Linked DNA regions of Homo sapiens: region 2 is linked to region 1. A link is a contact called in ENCODE Hi-C or POLR2A ChIA-PET data. All regions are on one chromosome and are shown on one strand. The core of a region is the stretch at or near the end of the contact, and the rest is flanking DNA. Distances in the headings are between cores, read along the strand shown. Region 1 overlaps FLT1 (fms related receptor tyrosine kinase 1). Region 2 overlaps FLT1 (fms related receptor tyrosine kinase 1).

The links. A loop is a pair of places that touch in the nucleus more often than their neighbours do. ChIA-PET counts read pairs that join two places held with the same protein, here RNA polymerase II (POLR2A).
Region 2: a map of right cardiac atrium shows a loop between it and region 1 (2.0-fold over the local background). The contact joins two enhancer-like sites. A Hi-C loop is called at or near these places in 1 of 168 maps with a recorded cell type or tissue (right cardiac atrium). POLR2A ChIA-PET finds 5 or more read pairs at or near these places in 2 of 52 experiments (BJ and PC-3).

What each region holds. Positions count from the first base shown.
Region 1 is chr13:28,351,820-28,356,386 of GRCh38, forward strand. All of the region lies in intron 15 of FLT1 (fms related receptor tyrosine kinase 1), which reads right to left. Among named protein-coding and RNA genes, the nearest start is that of FLT1, 140 kb to the right of the region's middle. RefSeq lists a silencer at 4,293-4,382. Within about 2 kb of position 1,917, at least 3 of the 41 ENCODE cell types and tissues checked have a DNase peak (open chromatin) inside an H3K27ac peak, as active enhancers do.
Region 2 is chr13:28,465,196-28,469,762 of GRCh38, forward strand. It overlaps FLT1 (fms related receptor tyrosine kinase 1), which reads right to left. Exons shown (of 30, transcript NM_002019.4): 2 at 2,326-2,422; 3 at 1,708-1,934. Among named protein-coding and RNA genes, the nearest start is that of FLT1, 28 kb to the right of the region's middle. RefSeq lists a silencer at 2,072-2,303. Within about 2 kb of position 2,101, at least 2 of the 41 ENCODE cell types and tissues checked have a DNase peak (open chromatin) inside an H3K27ac peak, as active enhancers do.

The DNA.
Region 1 (4,567 bases), core at 667-3,166:
GAAAAGTATAATACAGAAACTTTTGTTGAAATGGAATTTGGTATATCTTATTAACAAACGGTAATGTTAGCTAACACTTACAAAATTTTTATTATATGCCAGATGCTGTTTTAAATGTGTTAATCCTTACAACAAGCCTACAAAGATTGGTATACCATCATTAGCATGCCCATTTTACAATGAGAGACTGGAAGCACCAGGAAGGTAAGGAACTTGGCAAAAGTTATGCAGCCCATGAAGAGTGAGGCATCTGGCTTCAGAATGGGTCTTTTTAACCACCGTGCTGTGCTACCTTAGAGTTGAGGTATAGAGCATAAAACCTATAGAGCAACAGAGCAGGATGGTTGAACATGGCTACAATTCTCAGCTCTGCCATTTCCAAGCTGTGTAACCCTGGACAAGTCACTTAACCTTTTTGAGCCTAGATTCTCCCTTTTAACTAACTGTACTTCCTTGTACCTGTAGGATTATTGCAAAACTTGAGTAGGATTACGGATGTTATGTGCTTAAAATAGTGCACTGCATGTTCTATAAGCGCAAGATATTAATTACATGGTCCCAGGCCCTCGCAGAGCCCAGCACCAAGTTCCCTAGGCCTAACACCCACTTCTATGATACCCAATGCAGTTTTATGCCAGCCTAGTTTCTACGGAAGGAATTAAGATGAATATCTTTTGAGTTTGAATTATTTTGCCTCAAGAACTCTCTACAAACACCTCAAATCAGCCTAACTGAATTCCATCACCATTTTTTAAAATTCTTCTTGATCAAGGCCAGCTTTATGTCACTGGTTAGATTTGAAGTATAGGCATGTGTATCCCTGTCCCTCAGCCCTCCTATTGACATTAGTGCACAACTGGTTCATCTCTGTTTTGAGCACTGCTCTCTCCTCGGGAAACCTTTCTAAATAGCCAACACCCATGAGAGGTGTAACATCAATCCCCAACATATTCATGCGAATTAGTTTATCACATCCTTTCTCAGTGCCAGGATAGTCATAGGAGTGAATTTGGGGGCAGGATTCAGGAAGAGAGGAGCTAACGTGGAGGGAGGTCAGTCAGGGATCAGAGGAGGGTCAAAATGGAGAACTGAAAACTGATAGCTGGCCAAGGGCAATAGAAAGCAGTGACTGAAGACCCATGGCCATATTGTTTTCAGTTTTTTCTGTTATTGACTTCTGGGATTTAATTTATTAGGGAACATAGTGTCTACTTTCTACTGGATGAGTCCTTTCTCAAACAAGTGACAACGTGCAATCGTTTGCAAATCAGCCTCTAATGCCATGACCAGCATTTAGGCTGCAGGACCCTCATGTAGTCCTTTTGTGCCTTTGGGATTTTTGTATCTGTCAATCATCTTCGAAAAATGTTTAGAATGATAGTTATTCTTCTTCAAGTTGTCTTCTCCTATGTACTTATAAATAATACTGAAATATAGTAAGGCCTAAATCTGATATAAGAGTATCAGATTTGGCTGGGCGCGGTGGCTCATGCCTGTAATCCCAGCACTTTGGGAGGCCGAGGCGGGTGGATTACCTGAGGTCAGGAGTTCGAGACCAGCCTGGCCAACGTGGTGAGACCCCGTCTCTACTAAAAATACAAAAATTAGCCAGGCGTGGTGGCACACGCCTGTAATCCCAGCTACTCGGGAGGCTGAGGCAGAAGAATTGCTTGAGCTCAGGAGGCAGAGCTTGTAATGAGCCAAGATCATGCCACTGCACTCTAGCCTGGCTGACAGACCAAGACTGTGTCTCAAAAAAAAAAAAAAAAAGAATGTTTTTATATATATTGTGGTTATTTGCATTAATAATTATAAAGCATAGCTTAAGTCCTTGGATGAAATTGTAACAGCCCCATTGAGTTCCAGGGCTACTGAGCGCTATGTTAATTTCAGAAATGATTTTAGTTACTAACACTTCTGTTGTCGGTTTTGATATGGAATTTCCCCTTTGAGAGCTTCATGTGCCCTCGTGCTGGCACTAGGTCCAAACCAAACAAGACCTGTGATTATTTAAAGAAGGTACTTTGACTCCACAGTTCATTCATCCTTTACGGATACAAAAATAACACATTGTTTTATCTGTGAGTATAAGAATCCTTTTTCAAAGGAAATAAAAAGAGCAGACAGTTTCCTTCCTGGCTAATTCACCAACCTCTTTAAATCTGTTAAACATAGCCACAGACACAACTTGTTCACTTGGTTTCATTTCCTAAACTCAATTTGACAAGATAGGTCAGTGTGAGGGTCCATATGCATCTAACAGGAAATAAAGTCTAAATCTAGGGAATGTTTCATAGCTACCAGGGTGGTAAGAACAATGACTCTAGAAGAAGAGTCCCATTTCAATTATAAAATTAATGAGCAGGTACCGTATTCAGCTGTTGTGAACAGCATCCTAGGATCAAATTTTAATCCAGTGAATCCAAACTCCTTCCATTCAAGATACTGCATCTGACTCACACATGCAGGCCTTTCTAAGGTCCACATACTATTAACATTCAAAATTTCTTCCTGTGCAAAGTTATATTCTTATATAGACTTGAAACCTGCCTCTTGGAAATTTCACTACCATCTCCCTTCCTTGGTTCTAGTTATCTTTTCTGGTGTGTCAAAGAATGAGTTAAATGCCTCTTCTGTCAGAAAGCTCCTAAACTATTTCAAGAAAACAATCTTGTTACCCCCATGTTGTCTCTTTTTTGGACTAAGTATCCTCATTTTCTGGCACTATTCTATTCCTATCCAGGATATAGCGCTACTTATTTGTTTCTTTTATAAATGGGCACAATATTTCAGGTGTGGCTGGATGATTGCCAATCATGTAATCTATATTTTCAGCTAACTACTTTTTTTAAGCAAAAAAGGTTGGATATAGCCATCACTTTTATAAAAGAGAGCAAAGGAGAAGGCCAAAAAACTACAAAAAGCAGACACAAGAGTTCAAAAAGCATGGCAGTTGGGGGCAATAATGAACAAAATAATGGAATATATAAATATATATTCCATTATATATGCCATATATTATATATATGTGGCAACCCATATGGGCAATTCAAGTGAAAATAACCTCCACTTTTCACAAGAGTAAATGATATGGCTAACAGAAAGGTTTAGAAATTATCAGTAATGCAGTATTCTTAACATCTGACTTTTCAGAAAAGCATAACATTAATGGGAAAAGGAATCAGCATAGGAAGTCTAGAGGCATGTAAACATGAGAGAAATGGAGAAAATAAAAATAACAGGATCACTGAAAGAGTGCTTTTGCTCAATTTTATCCTAAGTCCTTGCAGACAACTTCCTAAGGCACCTCAGGAATGAGAAGAGCAGAGGAAGGGCGGAAATATTCTGAGGTATACGTGGACTCAAGTCTCAGCCTCACCACATAGTCATTGTGCGACTTTGGGCAAGTTGTTTAACTTGAGTTTCCATCTTCCCATCTGTAGATTGAAGATACTACTATTGACTTCTTTAGATTCTTACAAGGTTAATAGGATTAAGTATGTCACAAGTCCAGCACAGCGCCTGCACATAAAGGTCCTAAATAAATATTTCGTGCTAAGTGCTGGGCATGTGTACAGGATACAAAGATATGTCAGACAGTACTGTCTCAAAGTTTATAATTCGGTAGGGAAGAGAAGCATATCAACGCCAAAATAATAATAAAAGGCAGAATAAAATAAGTACTGACTAATGATTCCAGAAGCGGGGATTGAGAGAGCAGAGAATGAGTATCTGCCTCAGCTGTTCATCCCGGAGTACATTCCAGGGCAGAAAGCATTTCAGCTGGCCTGAGAGGATAAGAAGGATTTGGCTGGAATAGGGAATGGAGCCTACTCCAGGATGCACTAACATCACAAACAGAGGCCACGCTTGGCGTTATGTGGCAAGTCCGGCTCACTAATGGCCAAACGACTGACTCTAATCCAATCTGGAAGGCCCCACGGTGCTGCTGATCTGGCCTGGAGCAGTGAAAGAATAACAGCAGGCCTCCTGCAGAGCAGACTGCTGGCGAACAGAAGGGTGGTCGTTCTGAAGGTGGGGAGAAGAAACTCACAGATGTCGTAAATGCACAGTTTTAAGCACACTGGCTTCTGAGAAACCCACATCAACCTGGCAGAAAAAGGAAGGAAGTCAAGACTTTGGGGAGACCTACAAACACGCAAAAACGTCACTGCTTCATACCCAGGCTCCTCCCAGGCCATAAGAGTCCAGCCATTGCTGCCCCATATTCCCTGGTGGAGGGGTGGGGACAGGGGAATGCAGTCATGGGGTGAGGGGAGGGGAGTCTGAGAAAAGTTCAGTTTTCTCCTCTGGTCTGCCATGACTAGACTGTGTGAGTTGGGTGAGTCAGTTCAGACCTCTCTGGAGGTTTATCACTGCTCTGTGTTTCTCATGGGGTTGTTGGGAGGATATGGGGGAAATGACGTTTGCTCTGAGGATTAGTGAGGTCTCCTTGCTCTCTGTGTTCCCTGGCCCGGCACGGCCATTCCTGAGGGCTATATGTCTGGGGTGCCTGTTAAAAGACAGATTAGCAGCTATCTGGGGAAGAAGGTGTTAAACAGAGATG
Region 2 (4,567 bases), core at 851-3,350, 110 kb after region 1:
TCCTTTCATCCCTGCTTTAGAAGTGGGCTGACTTCCCCAAGCAAAATTCCCCGGCCTACCTCCCACTCATATGTGGAAGTGAGCTGATTGCATCCCTTGACGGCAAACTGCTTGGATGGTTAGTCCCTTACAGTTATCTACCCCCTGGACAAGCACAAAATGTCAAAACAGAATTTGGAGGATCGGGGACATGAAAGTGGCTCAGTCAAAATCAGGCTGATAGCAGCTACAAAGAGGTTACTGTCAATAACAGGCAACTGTTCTGCTGTCTCCTAAGACTAATCCTGAATTTGGATATGTACATGTTATGCTCAGGGAAAAACACTGTCTAGTTGCCTTATTTCACAAATTAAAAAAAATCTCATGGCCAGGCACGGTAGCTCATGCCTGTAATCCCAACACTTTGGGAGGCCGAGGCAGGTGGATCACCTGAGGTCAGGAGTTCGAGACCAGCCTGACCAACATGGTGAAACCCAGTCTCTACTAAAAATACAAAAATTAGCCAGGAGTGGTGGCAGACGCCTGTAATCCTAGCTACGCAGGAGGCTGAGGCAGGAGTAATCGCTTGCCCCTGGGAGGCAGAAGTTGCAGTGAGCTGCCATTGCACTCCAGCATGGGTGAGAGATCAAGACTCCATCTCAAAAAAACAAACAAACAACAACGAAAAAGAACTGCCTCACTAAAATGTTAGTTCTATTGTACTACCTCCAATGCAAAGACCCAGTTCCTGACCTCACCAGAAGGTAGACCCACAATGTATATTTAGCTATTGATGCTGATGGTTGGTTGTTTTCTTTTGTTTTTTTTAAACCTGATTCTGTGCCTGAAGTGCCTACTAATATTGCTTTGTGTTCTCTACAGCCTTGTTTGTGTGTGTGCGTTTTTTTCTTTAATCCCCTCAAGATTTGAAAATTGGAACTAAACAAGGAAGAAGAAAGTGACAGGCCATTTTTATTATTCTTTCTCAGGGTTCCAATTTTACTGTGAGTTTCTACTTCTTAAAAGATTTTGCATTTCTCCCCTTTGAATGTTACTTCATTTGTTCATTCTCTAAGGAAGGAAGAACAGTATCATAAAAATTATGAATGAATGAAAATGATTTTTTTACGAGTACCATAAAAAATGAATCAAACATGATTCATTTTTGCCCTTTGCCCTTTGCACTGTATCTTGGTCAGTGCCAGTTCTCATGTCATTATAGTAGTTCCTCAGTGAACATGAAATAATACAACATTGTCCATTGGAACCAGTTATATAACACTCGAGATAACAGCAACATTGCGTTTATTAATTTAGTAGAAACAACAGTATTTTACAGTTCCAACATATAAGAGAATGCAGCTGTGTTAAATGACAAAAATCATGTATTCTATTTTGGGCTTCTCAATAACTAAGAAATAGAACTAAAATCCTTTTATTCACTTATTCATCCAACTATGGGCCACATACTGTGCTAGGAGCTGTGGGTACAGAGGTGACCTATACAGACCAGTCTCTCTCTTTGTGGAGCACATAGTGACTAACTGGGCCTTGACAATTCTGGTTAAAATTGACATCCACGAAAGTGTCTACAACTAGGATGGAATCTCTTTCCTAACCCGTTTCTTTCATACTCACTAGGAAAGCAACCTTTCCAATGGATCAGGGTAGATTTATGACTCATTTGCAAAGCAAAAGCAAACAGAATGTAGAAAATGGAAGTCTTACCACTAATAAATATATAGATTGCAGATTCTGTTTCCTTCTTCTTTGAAGTAGGTACAGCTAGATATTTGCAGCTGTAGAAGCCAGTGTGGTTTGCTTGAGCTGTGTTCAAGGTTAAAGTACTGCAGAATTGTTTGCCATTTCTTCCACAGGCAGATTTAGTTATGCTCAGCCTTTCGCTTTCCTTACTCACCATTTCAGGCAAAGACCATTTATGGGCTGCTTCCCCCCTGCAATCACAGATAAGAAAACAAAACATATTTATGGCTGGGCCCTAGGCTCAGCACCAGTTCCTCAGCATTCATTTTATTAGGAAGCGGAGGTCCTCTCTTAAGTGTAGTCATCTTCCTCTTTACGGGAAAGCAACACATTCAGAAAAGCTGTAGAACAATACTCAGAATAAAGATGCAGAACTATTTGGGCATCCCTTCCCCCATTTCCCTGAGTGAGTAATGCTCTCCCTTCCCCATGAATCCCCTTTCATGGGAAGCTGGATGCCTATGGTTTGCACTTTGCAGATCACAGGAGATCACTGAGGTCCCTACCTTTTTACTCTGCCAGGGAATGATTTTGCCTTAGGCATGGCAACTAGATTATTCCCAAACCAACACAGCCACTTACCTGCATTGGAGATGCAGTGTCTGGCCTGCTTGCATGATGTGCTGGGTGCCTTTTAAACTCAGTTCAGGATCTTTTAATTTTGAACCTGAACTAGATCCTGAAAAACAAATTTTTAAAATGTATTATTTGTAAATTGTCTTCTTACCTTTTTTTAAGTTATCTTTCCATGAAGGTGAGTTTTTCATTTTTAATTTATTTACATCTTTAATTTACTTGTATCTTTAATTTATAAGCAAAAGATACACTAATACAAATTTCTCTTAATTCACAAATTTTTTCTAGCTCTACCCTTGCTCATAAATATTATATATCCTTTTATACCAAATGACCTAAATAACATCCAAAAGCCTATTTATGTAGAATGGTAATGGATTCATATAGGTTCAATGAAATTATATTAAAATATATAACTAGTTATAATATTCAAATATGCAATAACTTAGTAAAAACTCTCAAGAATAAATGTCAGTGTCATCCAAAATATATTTTCAATACTGAACTTTTTCCAGTGTGGGTCATCTAGTCCTATAGGCCTGTCTCATCTTTTTTTCTGAATAAAAAGTACAGAAATTTTCCTGGGCTCTGAATTTCATGCAATCATTAGTTGAGCAATGATATTTTTGGCCAATCATTTCCCTTTCTGAACCAGTTTCCTCATTTGGAAAACTAATTATAGAATCAAAATCAGTTTTAGAAGACATTTGGTTTGTCTTACGTAATCTATGAGTTCCCTCTACAATGGTACAGTCAAAAGGGAACTGTTCACACGCTTACGTGACATTCGACAAACATCTCGGAGGATTGTTGTGAGGCAATAAAGTGAGGTGGTGAAAGTGCTTTAAAATCTACACATCTCCATATGATGCAATAATGACATCCATTTTAGTGACTAGCTGTATCACCCTAGACAAGTCATCTCTCTTTCCAGATCTCAGTTATCTTATCTGTAAAAAAGAGATTGGACTAGACGACCTTGAAATCTCTGACCTTCCATTTCTCACAGTCCCAGCCTGATATAGCTTGGATGCTGACCCTCCAATTCTGATGGTGAATTGTAATCCTCAATGTTGGAGGTGGGGCCTGATGGGAGGTGTTTGGGTCGTGGGGGTGGATCCCTCATGCATGGCATGGTGCTGTTGTTTAGATCTGATTATCTGAAAGTGTGTGGCACCTCCCCCCTTCTCTTGTTCCTGCTGCCACCATGTGATACACCTGCTCCTGTTTTGCCTTTGACATGAGTAAGGGCTCCCTGAGGCCTCACTGGAAGGCAAGCAGATGCTAGCACCATGCTTGTACAGCCTGGAGAACTGTGAGTCAATTATACCTCTTAATAAATTACCAAGCCTCAGATATTTCTTTACAGCAATGTAAGAACAGCCTAACAGACAGCCTCATGATTTTTTGAACCATAGGTGCTACAGAGGCTGAGCCTCCCTTGAAGCTATTACTGACCAATCAGAATACTATCACTAAGGATCTCTCTCGCCTCCTTCCTCCCCTCATCCCTCAGTCTCTCTTCTCCTTCTCCCTCTTCTTCACCAGCCTCCTCCTCCTCCCCTCTTCCCAGGCAGCTGCAATGCCTCCGAAAGGCAGGGAATGAGGGGCCCAGGATTAGCGTTCCTTAGGCGGGAATAGAAGTTAGCAGGAGAGAGGAAAGAAATTCTTGGAGGGAGGAAAACTTAGTATTTGGCACCAATCTCAGGGTATAGTTTTCTTTAAAAAATCAGTTTAAACAGTGGAAGCAAAGGTAGAAGCTCTAAGTGAATGGTCATGGAGGGTTTACCATTAGGTCACAGATCTGTGAGATGATGTGTGTGTCAAATACCCTGGTTATGCCCAGCAGTCCTCTCCAGCGTTTCTCTTGGATTTGACTATCTCAAAAACTGGATTCAGTTAGAAGATCTGCGTTTGAGGCTTAGCTTTTCCACCTACTGACTGCATGACCTTGGCATCACTTAATTGGCTGCTCCTCAGGCTCCTCGTGAGTGGAACTGGAAAGCCTACGAGCCACCTCACAGGCAGGGTGTGTGCATTCGGTGCTGTGCTGTGGAAGAGGCTGGCTTGCTGCCTGGCACGTGGCAGATGCCCACTATCACCAACATCTAGGGGAATCACTTCCCCTCCCCCTGCTTCTGTCAGAATATTTTGCTGGGTATATAATTTCAAAGATACTAAATTAACATATGCTTTTCTGGTATTGCTGATGATATAAATTAATATCTTTTAAATTTTTATTTTATTT